Linked DNA regions of Homo sapiens: region 1 is linked to region 2. A link is a loop called in an ENCODE intact Hi-C map of the cell type or tissue named here. Cell type or tissue: dorsolateral prefrontal cortex. All regions are shown on one strand. Each heading gives the region's core, and the rest is flanking DNA. Links, peaks and the distances in the headings are about the cores only.

Region 1 (9,926 bases), core at 3,571-6,070, 78 kb before region 2:
ATTGTCTTCAATTATATCTTAAGAAATAGGTCATTTATCCATTATGATAGTTTGAGGGGATGTTTTAGGAAATGTTTAGAATGTGTTGGCTAATTCTTGTGATCTTCTGTAAGGTTTTAGAAGAAAAACAGCTTGGGTCACAGGTAACCCAAGTAGAATGGGAGATGATAATCCCTGTTAATCACAACAAAGTCTTAACTGATACAAGAACTTTGGAGAATTGCTAGGTAAAATCTCCCTCCTTAAAACGAGAGAAAGCATTCTTATCATTTTTCTATTTTTACCCGTCTATATTTGATTTTTCCTTCCTACGGACTTTGAAAACAAAACAGTGCGTTAGGCTAGATGTTGAAAGGGTCATGATGAGCTCTGTTCTCCCTCTTCTTCAGAAGATGCCAATGCAAGACTCCAAGCTTACTCATATATAAACTGACAAATTTTTTTAATGTATCTTTAAAGATGGCCGAGTGTGGTGGCTTCACGCCTGTAAATTCCAGCACTTTGGGAGGCTGAGGCAGGAGAATCGCTTGAGCCCAGGAGTTTGAGACCAGTCTAGACAACCTAGGGAGATGCCCTCCCTACAAAAAACAAAAATAAATAAAACATTAGCCAATTACGGTGGGGCACACCTGTAGCCCCAGCTACTTGGGAGGCTGTGGCCGTGATCGTGCCACTGCCTTCCAGCCTGGGCAACAGAGCAAGACCCTGTCTCAAAAAATAAATAGGTAAGTAAATAAATAAAATAAAAAATTTGAAAAATAAAAATAATATTTTCTTCTATTCCTATCATTGTATTGGTTTAGTTTTGGTCACCATGTTGTTTTGAAATTTCAAGTAACATTAAAAGAAAGCATATGCTTTGTATATTTTCTCAAAATGGAGATAGATTTGAAGTTTGAGAATATTCTGCCAGAGAATCTGGAAGCAGAGAAACGAAAGCTGCTTCAATACATTGTCAAAGGGAGTCCAACCAAAAATAATTGAAAGATCATAGAACAGTAATGTTTGACAGAGGAAATGAAGAGGAATTTGATTTACAAAAAAAAAAAATACTTTAACTTTTATAGAACTTGTCTATTTTGAAAGGCATGAGTAATTGAACTGATTTCCACTTATATCCGCCTTCCTGCCAAAGTTTTCAAAGCTTGTTTTTTCTAATGATGATAATGCATGTTCCTTGCCTCTCAGCAGCTCCAGGGAACTCAAAGCATTTTGCAGATATTATCTCATTAGTCCTGACTCTATCCCCAGGTACTTTGCAGACATTATCCTGCATTTTAAAAATGATCGCAGCTCAAAATGGAAAATGACACCAAATCTCCTGCAGCTCTCTCTTTTTTAAACACTGTATGTAAATAACTAAATGCAGGTATTAGTCTAGATTCTTGGTTGCAGACAACAGAGCTCTCACTGCAGCTAGTTTAAGCAAGAAAGAGATTAAAAAGATGCTGAATAGCTCACCAAATTTCCTGGAGAGAGGGAGAGTCTGGTTCACAGGCTGTCCATCCCAAAGCTCATTGCTGCAGGGTTAAAAAAAAAAAAAAAAAAAAGATGCTCTTCAAAAAAAATAGTTTTAGATTTACAGATATATTGAGCATATAGTTCAGAGTTCCCATATGCCATGCCCCTATTATTAATACCTAACATTAGTATAGTAATTTTGTTATAATTAGCGAACCAATACCGACGTATTATTAGGAACTAAAGTCCCTAGATTATTCGGATTTCCTTCGTTTTTACCTAATATCCATTTTCTGTTCCAGGATCCCATCCAGGGTCTCACGTGACATCTAGTCATCATGTGTCTTTAGACCCCTCTTGCTGTGACAGTTTCTGACTCGGGGTTTTGGATGATCTTGGTGGTTTTCAGGAGGACTGATGAGGGATATTGTAGGATGCTCCTCTATCAGAATTTGCCTGATTTTTTTTTCTCACGGTGAGATGAAGGCTGTGAGTTTTAGTGGGGAAGACCACAGAGGCAAAGCTCCACGTGTATTGCATCACAGCAAGGGCACACCTCGTCAACCCGACTAACGCTTGACCTTGACCATGTGACAGGCGGCGATGGTCAGGTCTTCCCATGGCAGTGTTGCTCTTTGCCCTCCCCGTTCCTATGCTGTGCTCTTTGGAGGAAAGTCACTATGCACTGCAGGGGCTCACTTCGTCTACTTCCAGAGTCTCCGGTTGGAGGAATGTAAAATATAATTGCCTTAATCCTTAGCAGGGCCTTCAGGGTCCTCCTGGCATCCCTCCACCCTGCTGGCTTCTTGGCTAAATTCTTTCTGTGCTTCTCCTGATGGAAGGTTGGCATCGTGTCTCCATCATTCACGCATCCTCCAGGGGACCCCACATGGTACCCTGCACACAGTAGGCCCTTTACAAAGCTCTAAAAACTTTGAATAGAACTGGATTTCATCTAATAGTTAATACCAATCTTTCATAGGCTGCTGGTAGGTGAGTGAGGGTGAGGGCCACTGGAGCAGAGAGGGACGTAGCTGGTTGAATGCTCCAACCAGAGCAGTGGACAGGCCCTAGGGTTCTCATCTGGACCCTGTACCATCTGCATTTTAAAAACCTACTTGGGGCCAGGTGTGGTGGCTCACATCTGTAATTCTAGCACTTTGGGAGGCAGAGGTGGCAGGATCATTTGAGGCCAGGCCTTTGAGACTAGCCTGGGCAACATAGCAAGACCCCATCTTTATTATTTAAAGAAGAAAAAAAGAAAAAGAAAATAAAAACTTACTTGGCAGAAGACTGACTTACTTAACTGAGAGTTTCTCTTTTCTTTTTTTTTTTTTTTTTTTTTTGAGATGGAGTGTTGCTCTGTCGCCCAAGGTGGAGTGCAGTGGCATAATCTCAGCTCACTGCAACCTCTGCCTCCTGGGTTCAAGTGATTTGCCTGCCTCAGCCTCTTGAGTAGCTGGGATTATAGGCACATGCCACCATGCCCGGCTAATTTTTTTTTTTTTTTTTTTTTTGTATTTTTTTGGTAGAGATGGGGTTTCACCATGTTGGCCAGGCTAAGTCTTGAACTCCTGATCTCAAGTGATCCACCCGCCTCAGCCTCCCAAAGTGCTGGGATCATAGGTGTGAGCCACCATGCCTGGCCTGGATTCTTCCTTACCCCCACCCCCCCGCCCCCCTTATCAAGGGACAGAGACTCTCCTAAGACTCGAAAGTTAGAGGGTGGAGTTTCCTGTCATCGGAGTAATAAATTAGGAGGTGACAGAACTTCCTAATGCCCGAGACCCTGACATGTGGTTCGGACAGGCCTTGGCAACCCTGAACTGGGTATCCCGTCGGTGCAAAGCATCGTGGAATGAACTAGAGGAGGCCTGTGCCATAGATCAGGTCTCCCGTATCTGCTGGTATGGACTGAATGTTTGTCTCCCCGCCAATTCTTGTGTTGAAGCCCTAACCCCCAGTATGATGGTATTAGGAGATGGGGCTTTGGGGAGGTGATTAGCTTTAAATGAGGCCATGACAAAATGAGTGCCTTCGTAAGAAGAGACTCCAGAGCGCTCTCTCTTTCTCCATCATATGAGGACAGGGCAAGAGGGCAGTCACCTACAAGGCAGGAAGACATCTCTCATCAGGAACTGAATCAGCCAGAACCTCAATCCTGGACTTCCAGAAATAAATTCCTGTTGTGTAAGCCACCCAGTCTGTGGTATTTTGCCATAGCAGCCCAGCTGACAAAGACAGCAGTTTTCTCTCTGGTCCTCCACTGCGCTGGCTTAGTGCTTTCTCTAGCTCACTGAATCTTCCCACTCACACAAATCTGACCAGCCTTGGATCTCTCACGACTCCTGTTTCACCTGCTGACCATGTTGCAGCTTTAACTTTTGCTCCAACCCAGTCAGTTATCACAACCAGGAAGACGACCAGCCCAGTCCTTCCCTTCCTGTTCAGCCCTCTGCGTGTCAGTGTGTTTCTCAGGCAGCCGCATGAGTTTCTCTGGGGTTGGGAGCCCATCCACTCTTGACCAACTCAGCTGAAGCCAAGAAGGGGCCAGTAGGGCCTGGGAGCGGAGCACGCTCTTTGAGATAGGGCTGTGGGCATTCCCAGCAGTCAGGTCTCCAGGTCAACCCAAAGACATGGGACTAGGCTTGCCTGATTTGCTGCTGAAACATGCCCAGCAAGGTTTCCAAATCACCTGGGGAAGTGGGGCTGGGGGACTCAGCCAGCACAGTGGACCATGATCCAGCCTCAACTGCAAATGCCTCAACTCCAGCCGCGTCTCCACTAGATTTTCCCTGCGGAAAGGGTAAACACAGTCGGACCTGTTTCACAAGAATACACGCCTATAAAACCAGACTAAGCTAATTGTTGGATGTATCCTACTCCAGTCTGGATGTTATCAGTCTAACTTTCAAATGACTTGTTTTACATGTTTGGATGTGTTACAGGAACGAAGGGGGGAACGGAGTAATCCTACAGCGAATGTTTACAGTGACTCCTTGGAGGTAGCACAACATAAGAAATCATGAGGAAGAACATGAATTAGCCTGCCATGCCATGGAGGTGTGGGTCGGGTTGCTCCCTGCATCTGCGCTTCTGCGACAGCAATCAGTCATCTCTTTCCCTGCCAGAGCCCCACGCATGTGGGAGGCGTGGGGAGGTTCTATTTGTTCCTTTTCCACCTTGCACAGCATGTTCTTCTAGCAAGGAATTTATTCCCAGCTTAGAATCAGCATTTCATAGCAGGCGTGGCATGGAGTCGGCGCCCACTGCCCACTCTCGCTCCATGCTGCTCCCCCTAGGTGGCTGCCTACAGAGAGCACACCAAGCCAAGGATCAAAGGCTGCAAAGGGGACGCCAAGCCCAGGCTCGGGGGCTGCAGAGAGGACACCAAGCATAGGCTCGAAGGCTGCAGAGAGGATGCCAAGCCCAGCCTCAGAGGCTGCAGAGAATACGCCAAGCCCAGGCTCAGAGGCTGAAGAGAAGACGCCAAGCCCAGGCTCGGAGGCTGCAGAGAGGATGCCAAGCCCAGGCTCAGAAGCCCAGAAAAGTGTCAGGAAGAAGACTGGTTCTTCCAGGTGGAGGTGGGGACAGCCAGAGATCCTGACCCCTGATCAAGGCACCAGGAGCCCCCAAAACACTCACAATCCATTCAGAAGTGTGGGTTCCTGCCCACTGTGTGTTCACACACCCATCCTGACTCACGCACCCTCACACCCACACACCCTCACAGTCACTCACGCACACACTCAGCCTCGCTCATGCAGGCACACACTCTGACACACTCACATCCAGTCTCTCTCACACTGTCTCCTACATGCACAACATAACAGGGCACCGAGAGGGTCCCCAAGAGGGTCCCCAAGAGCCTCCCTCCAGGGCTTTCCTGTGCAGGACTGCAGGTGGTCACCAAGTCCAGTTCGCTCCTACATTCTTATGGCCACCATCTGGACTTCTAGGGTCTGGGCTTTTGCCCCGAAACTCTTCCATCTCCTGGAAGCATCACTCAGGTCACTGGATGATAGAGAGTAACAGGAAAGGCCAGGACTTGGGGATGGACATGGTCCACACTCCAGCTCTCCTGAGTCACAGCACCTCACCTCACCATGAGTTTCCCTCCCACCTCTGGGTTTGTGCGGTGGGCAGAGAAAGACAAAGGGGGTGCCCAGGATGTGGGCATCCTCACCGTGAGGCAGCATCATGGAGCTGGAGAAGGGGTGACTTCCTCCCCACCGACTGCAGCAGCCCTCTCTCTGCCCACTGGCTTCAGGCCCTCTGGCACTGCACAGGCTCCCCTGGGACAGTCTGGGATGTGCCCTCCTTAAAGGGATGGACCTGGATTCCCTCTGTAACTGGCTCCTCTCCCCAGAGTCTTTGAGGGCGGTAGGAATGGTGGCCTGGGATGCCTTGTGGGGCATGGAAGAGCCAAGGAGGGACTTTCATTAGCCTGAACAGAGAACTTCCCTGCCGGGAGAGTTGTCTAAGAGCTGCAGCAAATGATGAATACCAGTGTCCTTCTGTCGGAGCCCCTTGGGGAGCTGTTGGCACAGGGGGGCCCAGAGCAACGCCTGGCTCTGAGGGCCTCACCAGGATTTAATGAGTTAACGTGAGAAAGGCTTATCAGGACCTGTCACAGAGTGACTGCGGGATTACATAAGCATTTGCTTTAAAAGGAAAGGAGAGAAGCCACAGCAGAAAGGGACATGCAGGCTTTGGGGTTCCAGTAGAGCATAACACTCGAACTCTTCAGTGAGCAGTAGCAGGGGAGAGACCACAGCCCCTCAAGACATGCCGGTGTCATGCATGTGGCTGACAGTCTCTTCTGGAAGGCAGGGGAGCCTACTCGGTGACAAGAACAGTTGTCAGGTCGAGGAGGAGAAGCCATGAGATGCTTCGTGAATTTTGCTGAGTGCAATCTTTTCTAAATTTGGAAATGGACTTCCTCTGTGGGTTCTGTTTTTTATTTTAACAATATCAGTCCCTGGGAGGTTCTATGAAACACATTTCAGGAAGTTGAAATGAATGCAAAATTATTTAAGATCGTCACCTAGGTAATGACAGATCGTCAAACATGGCAATTCTCCCAGTTGAAAACGAGATAAGCTAAGTAGTGTATTTTCAAATGTTATGGCTGGGTTTGCTTCCATTAAAGTCTGGAAAGTAAAATTATAATAAAGTCTGGTTTGAGAACAAATAACATTTAAACCTAAAAAAAAAAAAAAAACAACAACAACAGAAAAAAAACAAAACACAAGAGGAGAGACAGGATCACTGAAAAGGCCACACCCTCCAGCTGCAGGGACCCAGTACTGCGATGACAGAGGCCAATTTCCATGGTCTTGTGTCTGTCAAAGGAGCCAGGCCGAAGGATGTTACAGAGAACAGACCTGTGGCTGTCAGGGACTGGGCCAGAGGTGGGGGACCCTGCAAAGGAACATCATTTGGAAGGGATTTTTGGAGGTGATGGGTCTGTTCTCGATCCTGAATATAACAATGATCACATGATTGTATGTATTAGTCAAAAATCATAGACCAGTATATCATGTAAATTACATACTATTATACACTATATTATACTACATAGATTATACTATCTCATTTTATAAAATGATAATAATATATATATACACCAGTAAATTATACTACATAATTCTGTTCCAAATTGTATCATAGAATTATATGATACTATCAATTATATTATGCTACCTAAAGAAATATAAATAAAAATTGTATTTCAATAAACTGACTTTAAAAGAAGACATTAGGCTGGGCGCCGTGGCTCATGCCTGTAATCCGAGCACTTTCGGAGACCAAGGCAGACGTATCACTTGAGGTCAGGAGTTTGAAACCAGCCTGGCCAACATGGTGAAATCCCATCTCTACTAAAATACTAAAAGTACAAAAAATTAGGCCAGGTATTGGTGGCAGGAGCCTGTAATCCCAGCTACTTGGGAGGCTTAGGCAGGAAAATGGCTTAAACCCAGGAGGCCGAGGTTGCTGTGAGCCAAGACAGCACCACTGCACTCCAGCCTGGCAACAGAGCGAGACTCCATCTCAATTAAAAAAAAAAAAAAAAAAAGACATTAGGGATGGGTGAGGTGGCTCGTGCCTGTAATTCCAGCACTTTGGAAAGCCAAGGTAGAAAGATCACTTGAGCCCAGGAGTTTGAGACTAGCCTGGGCAACATAGGGAGGAGAACTTGTGTCTACAAAAAATAAAAAATTAGCCAGGTGTGGTGGCGCATGCCTGTAGTCCCAGCTAGTCGGGAGGCTGAAGTGGGAGAATTGCTTGAGCCCGAGAGTTCAAGGCTGCAGTGAGTTATAATTGCACCACTGCACTCCAGCCTGGGTGACAGAGCAAGACCCTGTCTCAAAAAAAAAAAAAAAAGACATTTGGAGGGTGGGTTGTCACAGGCGGCACCTTTTCTGAGAGCCAAACATCTTGCCCTGCTCCCCACTACCCTTCCACCCCACCCACGAGGGCTGGATTAGGGCTGGGTTTGCCACTAGACAGCCTGACACCCTTTGTTTCCTGAGAAGGGACGTCAAGGGACAAGGTTGCCCCGTAAACATCTCCCTGTGCCATGTCCAGGCTGGGGCATCCCTGATTTTGTCACCTCCTGCCCTCCCACCCAGGTCTGTGTCCTGAGAGGCCAGGAGCAGCCTCAAGTCTCCAGAGGACAAGGGGCAGGGCCATCCCTAAGCTGACGCTCCCACCACACCAGGGTCCCCCTGCCCGGGTTCCCTGTACCTAATTACATGGGGACATATAGTAATACGAATGGCGGGAGCTGCGGGCCACCCTGTGACTCTGCTGTCACCGTTCTGCCTTGGGTGCCTCCTGCCCTGAGGGCTTTGCATCCTTCCTTTTCACAGCTACACAGCAGATGTTATGTCCCCAAACAAACATCCCGGAATTCCTCTCTGAGAACACGAAGGCCTCGTCACAGGGAACGAGCTTTTGAGGGAGGAACGTTTGGCTTATGAATGAAATGGCTTGTGATGGGCAGAAAAAATACTTCGAGTGAATTTCAAAAACAAAAACAAAAACAAAAAACCACTTAGTGTATTTTCCGCCGACAGAGAGGAATTGGAATGGGTTCACTCAAGGCTTCCAGATTCTACGTAACCTGCTCACTACTGAGCTGAGACAACCACATACTTTCCCTTATGGCTGTGTGTGGGCACGTGCGTGCACATATGTGCCTGTGTGTGCACGTGTGGGTCCACACAGCTGCTTTCCAAAGTCACTGAGCTTGCTCCCTGGCTCCCTGATGAGAAAGATGGGAAAATGAGTAAAATGACATTTCACAGCCATCTTCAACATTCTGGCTTTTTCAGCACTGAATGCCTCCTCTGTAGCAGAAGAAAGCTGTGCTGCTCTTCCAACCCAGGCCTCGCTAACCCCGGCTTCAAGAGGCACAGATGTCTGTATGTGTGTCCCTGGCACGTATTATGGTACTTCCACAGCATCTCTGGAAGGCCCCCACCCAAAATGTTTTCCCCCAGGGCTCAATGATGTCAACAAGAGAGACTCATTCCCTGGGGTTCTTCTCCTAGAAAGCTTTTCTTCCCCCTCGCCAACCCCCGCACCCCTCTCTCTCTCTCTTTTTTTTTTTTTTTTTTTTTGAGGCAGAGTCTCACTCTTACTACGCCGGAGTGCAATGGCACGATCTCAGCTCACTGCAACCTCGCCTCCCAGGTTCAAGCAATTCTCCTGCCTCAGCCTCCCGAGTAGCTGGGACTACAGGCACTCGCCACCACGCCCAGCTAATTTTTGTATTTTTTGTAGAGACGAGTTTCACCATGTTGGCCAGGATGGTCTCCATCTCTTGACCTCATGATCCGCCCGCCTCGCCCTCCCAAAGTGCTGGGATTATAGGGGTGAGCCACCGCGCCCAGCCTTTTTCTTTTCTTTTTGGACAGGATCTCGCTCTGTCACCTAGGCTGGAGTGAAGTGGCGCAATCTTAGCTCACTGCAGCCTCGAGCTCCTGGCCTCAAGTGATCCTCCCACCTCAGCCTCCCAAAGCACTGGGACCACAGACGCCACAACCTCACGGGCTATGATGCTTTTCTGAAATGCACAGGCTGTTGGCAGGGCCGTGGTGGGCACACGGGCTGTGGGGCCACTCACCCACCTCCACGCCCCCTCCACCTCTGCCCTGGCGCAAGAGGCCCTAGGACCCTCCCACCATTCCCACCCAGAACTGTGGGAGGGTCCTCTCCTCCCAGCTCTTCCTCCAGGACAGGACACTCCTCTCCCTGCTGCAGGCCCCTCTCCTCCTGGAGGGTCCCAGGAGGCAGGTGGGGAGGGGAAGAGACCGATCCCGGAGGGGAAAGGGCGAGGCAGAGACAGATCCCCCGGACCTCACCATTTTGTGTGTAGGATGAGTTTCTAAAATGGCTTAGAAACTTAAAAACCAAACAGATCCCAAAGCCTCCCTGCTTTTTATAGAACATCAGTC
Region 2 (9,926 bases), core at 3,555-6,054:
GCTCTGTCGCCCAGGCTGGAGTGCAGTGGCGCGATCTCGGCTCACTGCAAGCTCTGCCTCCCAGGTTCACACCATTCTCCTGCCTCAGCCTCCCAAGTAGCTGGGACTACAGCACCCGCTACCACGCCTGGCTAATTTTTTTGTATTTTTAGTAGAGACGGGGTTTCACCGTGTTAGCCAGAATGGTCTCGATCTCCCGACCTCGTAATCCACCCGCCTCGGCCTCTCAAAGCACTGGGATTACAGGCGTGAGCCAACGCGCCCGGCCCAAAAAGCCACTTTTCAAACTGCCCAGCCCCACTTCTGACTCTGCAGTCTCCAAATAGATTATTTTCTTAAAAGAGATCATTTTACTGTTATCAACTTCTTACACTTAAGGTCCCTAAAAGACACAGTGAAAAGCAATCATGAATCAGGCCCCACGAAGCAGTCACACTAAATTCCCATTTAGAGAAACACTCACACTACAGAGGTGTGTGATTCAGGGTAAGTTGTATTTGGTGCCAGAATTTTAAAGAGCACTATTTTGACATTAAAATGTATTCTTCTCTGTATTAATGGCCTACATCTTCAGAGTTTTCAATGCTTTCTAAAAGTTTCCTCTTTGGAAAGAAGAAATCTGAAAGACCTATCATGCCGTTCTTCCTGGCGTCTCTAAATTGGAAACAGATAAAGATATTTATTGGTAATTTCTCATCATATACTTAGTAACATTTTTATAAAATGCGATATAATTTAAAAGGTCTACTTTTAAAAACTATTTATGGTTGCTCATCAGTAATTCTTACTTCCAAAAATAAAGCATTCTATTTTCTTGTGCAAAGTGCACCAAAACGTATAATAAATGTAGCTTTATTTCTAGGTGAAAAGATGGGTGCTATATGCATAGGTTTTTCTTTTTTGATGACTTGTGATCTCAGGAAAGTGGTGGGAGAAGTGGCTGCTGCACAGGGTCCCAGTTCTTTGGAGGCTTGGGACATGGATTTGGAATGAGATGGAACCACCCATGTCCCAGGTGGCTCTGTCAGGCGGAGTAGCCGCATCAGAGAGCACAAAAGAAGAGAAGAGGTGCGCGGATCGGGCAGGAGAAGGGGCCCAGCATGACCCGGATGGCGGTGCAGAAGCAGAGGCTGTGGGCACCAGGAGGAGAGCTGGGGACAAAGTACTGTGTCGTCCATGTGACTGCAGACACCAGCCAGGATGGTGTCAAGAATAAGGCGGACAGAAGGGATGGCTTGGGAGCTGCGGTCTTCCACGAGGACAGGAGGGTTGGAGTGACAGTGGATGACAGAGGAAGGAGGAAAAAGAGGGACCATGGAGTCCAGAGGCTCAGCCCATGGTGGGCAGAGGGGATGTGAGTTTGAAGGAAGGAGAGGAAACGATGTGGAAGGGACAAGGAGACGAGGACGGCTGGGACAGGTGGGGCAGGGCACAGAACGCAGGCTCCACTGGCACAGGAAGGGAGGCGGAGGCTGGCGGATCACTTGAGCGCCAGCTCCTGGTGCTGTGGCCTGCATCCTAGGTGGCATCATGGCCGGTTGGAAAGGGTGGGAGGAGGGGACAAGACTCTGGGTGGTGATGACAGGCCAGGGGGCTTCTCAGGAGGCTGAGGCGAGCAGGGGTGTGTGCTGTGCCAGAAGGCGGCCCTGGGACCAGCCCCCATTGGTCCCTATCCCTGGCTTACTGTCCTCTTGGCACTGAACATGACCTACTGTCTTAAAATCTGCTTGTCTGATGTCTGTCTGCTCCACAGGGCAAAACTCCAGGGGTCAGGGCGTGACCTGTTCACTGACTACATCCCCGGCACCTGCGCCAATGCCTGGCACAGAGCAGGTGCTCAATAAACTGTACTGTGGGCAATTCGAGATGAGAGGTGTGGGGCTCAGGGACAAACCATAACCAGCACTTGGGGGGCAGTGGTCCCAAGGGGAAGTGCCGGGAAGACCTCAGGGACCCCATCTCCCTTGGGGCTGGAGCCTGGAGGACCTGGGCCCTTTCCTGCCCTTGCACCTAGAAGGCCCTTTCTTGCTGTTAACCAGGCTTACTCTGCAGCACCACAGCTCCCCGGACCCTGCGGTTGTCACCACCACCTCTGCCCACCCCACCAGCCCTGGGCTGCTCTCTCTGCCTCCCCATAGGTAGTGCAGGGTGCAGAGTCAGCACCCAATGATGGTTTAGGGAATGAACAAATGAGAACTTCCGCAGGACCCAAGAGCTTTGTTCCTTTTTACTCTGCATCTTGTCTTTAAAGGGAGGATTCATTAATCTTGTTTAAAAATGTTACAGGTGATCAGAACACTGGACAATATATTCCAACGTTAGCTCCAAGTCATGCTTCAGAGCAGAACCAGCCTTACATCACATGCAGCCTGGTGCAAATACAACATAACATGCAATGTGTCGGGGTCATATAGCAAGTTCATCAGAGTGAGAATTGCGTGGCTGATGTCAATGACATCCTCAAGTTTCTGCAAATGATCCTGCATCCGTGGCACTACTGTCAGGAGGTCCACCAGCAGTAATCCATGTCTACGTTTCATTGTGGAGAAATGAATTCTATCTCACTTTTTAAGTTATTATTATTATTATTATTATTATTGTTGTTATTATTTGAGACGGAGTCTCGATCTTGTTGCTCAGGCTGAAGTGGAATGGCACAATCTCGGGTCACTGTAACCTCTGCCCCCCCAGGGCTCAAGAGATTCTCTTGCCTCAGCCTCCTGAGTAGCTGGGATTACAGGCACCCACCACCACACCTGGTTATTTTTTTAGTAGAGATGGAGTTTTGCCATATTGGCCAGGCTGGTCTCGAACTCCTGATCTCAAGTGATCCACCTGCCTCGGACTCCCAAAGTGCTGGGATTACAGGCGTGAGGCACCGTGCCCAGCCTCTATCTCACTTTTTAACATGCTACAATTTAGTACCACCTGACATGCTGTACATAGGAATCAGGATAGATCTGGGATAAATGAGTCTTAATGACAAGATACATTCTCTCCCTCTAAAGTCTAAAAAAACCTGAGCCTCAGCCCACATGGGTGGGAGCCACGGGAGAGGTCGGGCTCCCTTCTGAGGTGCTGCTTGCTTTCGCTGATGGCCTTTGATCTGCGGCTCCACTTACACACACCCTGAATACTATCAGGTGTGCCTAAACCTTCTGCCAAACACGGGATTCGTTGGGACAAAGTTATTGCAGACAAGGGATGTGATATTGTGAAATATATATTTGGTCTTCAACCCCCGCTCCTGGCATACAAGTAAAATCTGTGGAATCTCCAAAGTGAGTTCTTTCTTTATGCTTGTGATTGGCTGATGGCCCAGGTAGCTTCAGGATGGGGCTGGTCACTGGAGAGCCCAAGGCAGGATTAGAGGGGTGGGACTTTCAGCCCAGCCCAACCTTGGAGGTGGGGAGAGGGGCTGATGGCTTAGGTGATCACTATTGGCCAATGATTTAATCAATCACAAAGCTTCCAGGAAAAAGAAACCCTAAAAGGACAGGGCTTAGAAAGTTTCCCGGAAGCTAAACACATCGAGACCAACAGGAAGGTGAACAAGAGCTCATTTGCGGGCAGGGAGGGGATGTACCTCAACTCCATGGGGGCAAAAGCCCCCATGCTCCAGACCCTTCCAGACCTTGCCCTTTGTCTGTCTTCCTCTGACTGTTGGTAGCCTTTAAAATATCCTTTGTAATCAAATAGTAAACATGAGTGTTTCCCTGAGTTCTGTGAACCATTCTAGCAAATTAATTGACCCAAGGAGGGGTTGTGGGAACCCTGATTTAGAGCCAGTCGGTCAGAAGCACAGGCAAAATAACCTGGGGCTTGCAACTAGCATCAGAAATGGGGCAGGGTGGGGGCAGTCTTGGGGACTGAACCCTCAACCTGTGGGATCTCAGGCTATCTCCAGGTAGACAGGGTAGAGACGGAATGAGAATGCACAGCTGGTGTCTGCTGCAGGACCACTTGCTTGCTTTTTGGTGAGGAAAAACCTCCACACATTTGATCATAGCAGTCTTCTGTGTTGATTATTGTTGTGGTGAGAGAGCAAAGGAAAAACTGAGTTTTTCCCTACAAGGGGGAAGTGAAACAGGAAATTCTCCCATGGTCAACATACCTGAATCCTAGAGAGGGTGCATACTTACATATTTTCCTTTAGAGAGGCAAGGTAGGATTCCGTCTCCAAGGGAGACACATCTGAGTCTAATCTGGCCAAGTAGCGGTAAACGTAGGAAAACGTCTTGAAGGGGATGCGAGCGGGCCCGCCCTCCGGATCGTCCGTGAGGATCTCGCACAGGTGCTTCAGCGCAGTGTTCAAGGACTGGGAGCACCACAGCCAGGTGGGGAGAAAAACAGTTACTCCTGGCATCACTCACATTGAAAGCAGGCATCAGCAGAATCAACACTCTAGCATATTTGACAGAAATTCTCCAAAAAGTATGTGCTCCATCTGAACTGAGAACTAGGTGAATGTACAATTGCCATAATGAAAAATGAAAAGGAAAGGTTCGAATGGGGTGCAATTGACCAGGAAAAAATTCTAATTCACAGATCTTATTTTCTATTAAAATAGAAATGACTGTTACAGACAAAAGGAAGCATCAATGTCTTGAAAACCAACTTCCTAAGCTAATGCAGAACTGTGCAGCCCCATCTGGCCCGGAGACACACCCGGGGACGTGCCCAGGGGCTGAATGAACTCTGCCACCAGCCAGAGGTGCTGCCTGCAGAGGGCAGGGCTGGCAGCCAACGGCCTGCATGCCTACAAGGAAGCCCTGGGTGTCTGCCAATGCCTGCCCACCGAGCAGAAGGGAGGGCTCTGTCCGGGCTCTGTCCTGGCTCTCTCCCTGTTCACACAGAAGGCTCTGGGCTCTGTCTCAGCTCCAGAACAGCAACCGGACTTCCTCCCTGAGACCGTTCATCTCCCTCACACTCTTCCAAACTGCTGGGCTCATCCCAGACAGCAGCCCACCCTCTGCTTTCAGCGGGAAAGCCCATCCTCTGAGCAGCCTTCCTGCCTCCACACGGCAGACACTTTTAGCACCTGCCCTCCCAGCCAAGTCCCTGCGGGGGTGGGGGGCAGCTAACAGGCCAAGGTCGTCTTCATGAGACCAGAGGCTGCATGGCGCTGGAACTGCAGGGCCTGGGCACCAGGGCTCCCCAGGGCCAGCCCATGGCCTCCCACCTCCAACTTGCTCAATTCATCCTTGTTGAAAAAACATGAGCTGTTTGTGTGTTTGTTTCAAGAAGGTGGGAGAACCATGTAACATAAGATTACTATCTTTTCAAAAGAGAACACATAGCCCAGGTCTCCTTTTCTCCTTCTGCACCAAGACATCATGACCTGCAGCCTTCAACACCCTGGCCAGGGTAAGCTGTGGGGGCAGGTGTCCTAATTCCGCAGCTGGCCTATGGGACCCTCCCCTCAGTCCCCACCTCGAGTCCCTTCTGTGAAGGCCGTCCTTGCCAGAGTGGCTATCTCATACCTGCCTGGATGGTCACGCTGCCTACTGATGAAGGTGAGCTCACACAGGTGGCTGCTTAAACGTAACCCCCCTCGCCAACACACACACATGGCAACAGCCCTTCATTCCCTCCACGTTTGCCAAGTGCCTGTTACACACCAGGATGTAGCAGTGAACAGACACCTAACGCCTGCTCATGTGGAGATCACAGTCAAGTGGGAGAGCCACAACACCTGGATTCTAGGGTGCTCTGGAAGAGGGCGTGCCTGGAGCAGCAGGCAGGCAGTGCCGGGGTGGAGGATGACATTTTCAATCGGGTGGTCAGGGACGGTCAGAGCAGGGAGCATGTAAGCACAGACCCAGGGGGAAGGAGCCAGTCATGTGGGATGCTGGGAGAATTCCAGGGGCACTTCTGTGTGCTCCAGAAACAGCCAGGAGCTCCAGGTAGCTAGAGCAGGCCATGGAGAGGCAGGGATGCGGGAAATGAGGTCAGCGGGATGGGGTGGGGGCAGATCACGGAGGTCTTTACAGACCCAGGGAGGACTTGGGCTTTGGCTGGGGTCTATGGGAAGGTGTCAAAGGGTTTTAAACAAAGACGGAGCACTGTAGAGTGTTTCTAAGGAGTCCTTCTGCCGATGTGTGAAGAGAAGTGATGAGGGTGGAAGGCAAGAACCCAGTGATGAGGGTGGAAGGCAGGAACCCAGTGATGAGGGTGGAAGGCGGGAACCCGGTGAGGAGGGTGGAAGGCGGGAACCTGGCAAGGAGGCTGCTGGAATAATCCAGCCAGGGGCCTGGGAAGGGCCGGACTCAGCCTCTCCTGAAGGTGGAGTTACCAGAACTCACTGGTGGTTGCATGTGGGCAGAGACAGAACCATGAAAAGTGGTTCCAATGTTTGGTGCCTGAACAGCTGCAAAAGTTCCAGAGAGAAGCTGAGTTTGGGGTGGCTTCCACTGACATGTCTGTCAGGCGCCCAGTGGAACTGGTGACTCAGGTGGCTACTTAGTAGGCCTAGCGCTCACGGAGGAGACTTGGGAGCATGGGCGAGATGGGGTATACAGGCGGGGTGGTGTATACAGGTGGGGTGGTGTACACGGGCGGGATGGTGTACACGGTGGGGGGATGGGGCATACAGGCGGATGGTGTACACGAGGGGATGGTGTACACGGGGGGATGGTGTACACGGGGGGATGGGGCATACGGGGGGATGGTGTACATGGGTGAGATGGTGTACATGGGCGGGATGGTGTACACGGGGGAATGGTGTACACGAGGGGATGGTGTACATGGGGGGACGGTATACACGGGTGGGGTGGTGTATACAAGGGGATGATGTACACGGGGGGATGGTGTACATGGTGGGGACGGTGTACATGGGGGGATGGTGTACATGGTGGGGACGGTGTACATGGGGGGATGATGTACATGGTGGGGACGGTGTACATGAGGGGGATGGTGTACATAGGGGGGATGGTGTACATGGGGGGGATGGTGTACACGGGGGATGGTGTACATGAGGGGGATGGTGTACATGAGGGGGATGGTGTACACAGCGGGATGGTGTACACAGCGGGATGGTGTACATGAGGGGGATGGTATACACGGGGGGATGGTATACATGGGTGGGGTAGTGTATACGAGCAGGACGGTGTATACAGCCGAGCCCCACGAGGTTGCCGAGGTGGGAGGACAGTGCATGGACACGCTATACCACCAAGAGCTGGGGAGATGAGGGACCAGCATGGGGACTTGAAAGGCGCAGCCAGGAGGGAGGCTGCTGGTGAGTGAAGAAAAGCATTTCCTGGTGGAGAGAGCAATCTCCTGTGTCAAAGCACACAGGACAGGACAGGAAGGACAAGGACTGGCGGGTGGCACAGGATTTCCTCGGAGCCCGGTGCTGTGCTGGAGCCGGCTCATGAGCCTACTGCTAAGTTTCCAGCAGTTGTGTGAGCTGGAGGACTTCACCTTGGCAGCCTGAACTCAGCAGCAGTGGGAGTATTTACACCACATCGCTTGGCAAACATGACTGAGAACCAGGACCTTCCCGAGCAGGGTGGTGCCCTGCAGGCTGCTGGGGTGGGGTGTGAGGGCAGACTGAGAGCTCCTGCTTGCAGCAGCCACGGAGGTGGCTGACATCCCTGGGGAATCGCCTGCAGGGATGAATCTAGGGCTGTGCTTCCAAGGGAAGCGCAAGAAACAAACACAGGAGGGCCAGGGTGGAGCACCATCCTCACGGGGGAGCTGCAGATGCAGGGAAAGGGCCGCTGCAAGCCAGGCCTGGACTGTCCAGCTCCACAGTGGCTGTGTCAGGAATAAACCCCACATCCTCAGGGACAGGAAAGGGCTCTGAGGCCGCTCCAGGCTATGGGACAAAATGAGCCTTCCCTACAGAACACCATGGTCAGAGCAAGGCTGATAACACAGCCCGCTGTCCTCCTCTGGGAGTGAGAATAATGACAGTCACCTCGTGTGGTTACTGCGAGGAGCAGACAGACACCTTGGCCAGGCCCAGAGGGGCTCAGCAATCACCCAAGTCACCCAGCCAGGACTGGAGCACAGCCGGTGGGCCTCTGAGCTCACCCCAGTGACTACTCCATTTTATTATGTCTAGCAGCCGCCAGGCGGGCTCTGGGAACAAGACCTGGGGCACAGACGTCGCCTATCTGAGGACCCAGATATTTGGCTGCAGGAGATGGAGCCCTGAACAGAACTGATCTCCCTGTCCCCAGCGGCCTGATGGGGCAGTTCCTCCCATTTCCACCCCCTTCCCATGCCAGCAGTGCTGGTGGCGGCTGCACCTGATGCTGCCGAGGTGGACGGCACGGTTAGGGGGTGAGTGCAGCTCCCAGGGCAACATGATGCTCTCTCTAGGAAAAGTGCAGAACCTGCTCCGTGGAGCTGCAGGCACCGCTCCAGGACCACTGCACACGTGGCTCCTCTAAAAGACTGTCCCCAAGACAGGACTTGCTCAAAGCCGAGTCGTGTATTTCACAATCCATGTTCCTTGCTTGAAACTCTCAAAGACATGTTGTTATGATGGGATTTGCTTTTACACTGGACACAAATGGAAGTCCGTCACCACCGTGTGCAGGACTGCGGGGCCTCAGGAAGGATGAGTCGGAAAGGAAGGAGTTGGCGTGGATGGAGCAGGCAGATGAGATCTGTGTAACGCGCCGTTCCAAGGCTTCAGAGGAAGCGGTATTTAAGGAAAAATACATCAAAACACTCGAGCATCACTTCCTCTGCAAAGGCGTGATGACACTACCCATGTCAACGTTTCTGACAATAAGATCTGCAGCAATTTTTATATCCAGAAGGATTCATAAGGCAACTTGCTCCATCTTGTGCTGCGAGTCACATTTCTTAACATTTGTTTCTCAATTCCAAAGGCCTGTGGGTGGCACAGTCACTTGCACAACAGCCAAAAGACCCTCTCCTTGGCATGGCTGCCCCATGCTGCCGTCTGCTGTGTGGCTGATTTATTCTCCCATGTGCGATATGTGCTGGGCAGAGGTGACTGGCAAGCTGCACTTATTTTTTTGTTTGTTTTTTTGAGATGGAGTTTTACTCTTGTCACCCAGGCTGGAGTTCAGTGATGCGATCTTGGCTGACTGCAACCTCCGCCTCCTGGGTTCAAGCGATTCTCCTGCCTCAGCCTCCTGAATAGCTGGGGTTACAGGTGCACACCACCATGCCCAGCTAATTTTTGTATTTTTAGTAGAGACGGGGGTTTCACTATGTTGGTCAGGCTGGTCCCGAACTCCTGACCCCAGGTGATCCACCCGCCTTGGCCTCCCAAAGTGCTGGGATTACAGGCGTGAGCCACTGCACCCAGCCAAACACTTAGTTTTTAACCAAGTATTTACACCTGATCCATAATCTGAAATTCAAGTGGAGATGAGTGAAGAGCACAGGCACGAGGGCACCCACTATTTTCCGGGCATTTTCGGCATGCCAACTCTGTGGGGTTTTTCAGTTTCCAAATTATAGCTGCTCTCATGATGATATGAGGCCCCTCAACAGTCACCTCACACCTCCCCAAGGGCACCTCTCAGCTGGCATGGAAATGAAAATAGGCCCGTTTTACACAGAATCAGAACAAAGGAGGTCCCCCTCTGAGGCACAGCTGCCTGTGCTGGGGGTAGAGACTGGACTTCCAGTGAAGCTGTGCCTCTGACCCAGCACTGGTTTTTAAAAGCCTCTGACCCAGCACTGGTTTTTAAAAGCCTCTGACCGAGCACTGGTTTTTAAAAGCCTCTAACCCAGCACTGCGTTTTCAAGAGCTTAAGGGCCTTTTCATCGAATTCTATTATCCTCTAGAGTTTCCTAATTTAAAACCATTTCTGGGGCTGACAGCAGGTAAGGGTAGGAGGCCCTGAATGGGAAGGAGCAGTTCACCCCGTGGCTGGGGTGTGATATCCTGTGCAGGACAGGGATGGGGAGGCCACAGCGGCCCGCATCAGCGG

The links. Peaks named below come from ENCODE experiments on the same cell type or tissue, not always from the same donor. Only the 100,000 strongest peaks of a DNase experiment are listed, where the experiment ranks them.
Region 1: a loop joins it to region 2, with 3 times the contacts of the local background. A loop is called at or near these places in 7 of 110 quality-filtered maps.

Annotation. Positions count from the first base shown.
Region 1 is chr5:10,533,579-10,543,504 of GRCh38, reverse strand. No RefSeq gene overlaps it. Among named protein-coding and RNA genes, the nearest start is that of LINC02213, 16 kb to the right of the region's middle. In dorsolateral prefrontal cortex, for the core only: no CTCF peak of the experiment used is centred there; DNase peaks (open chromatin) are centred at 4,624, 4,914 and 5,147; H3K27ac peaks cover 2,500 bases.
Region 2 is chr5:10,455,576-10,465,501 of GRCh38, reverse strand. ROPN1L (rhophilin associated tail protein 1 like) reads right to left here. Exons shown (of 5, transcript NM_031916.5): 4 at 4,143-4,318; 5 at 476-654. The coding sequence ends at 555. LOC124900940 reads right to left here and starts at 4,136. Exons shown (of 1, transcript XM_047417967.1): 1 at 661-4,136. The coding sequence starts at 1,532. The coding sequence ends at 807. RefSeq lists an enhancer at 6,950-7,809. In dorsolateral prefrontal cortex, for the core only: no CTCF peak of the experiment used is centred there; a DNase peak (open chromatin) is centred at 4,781.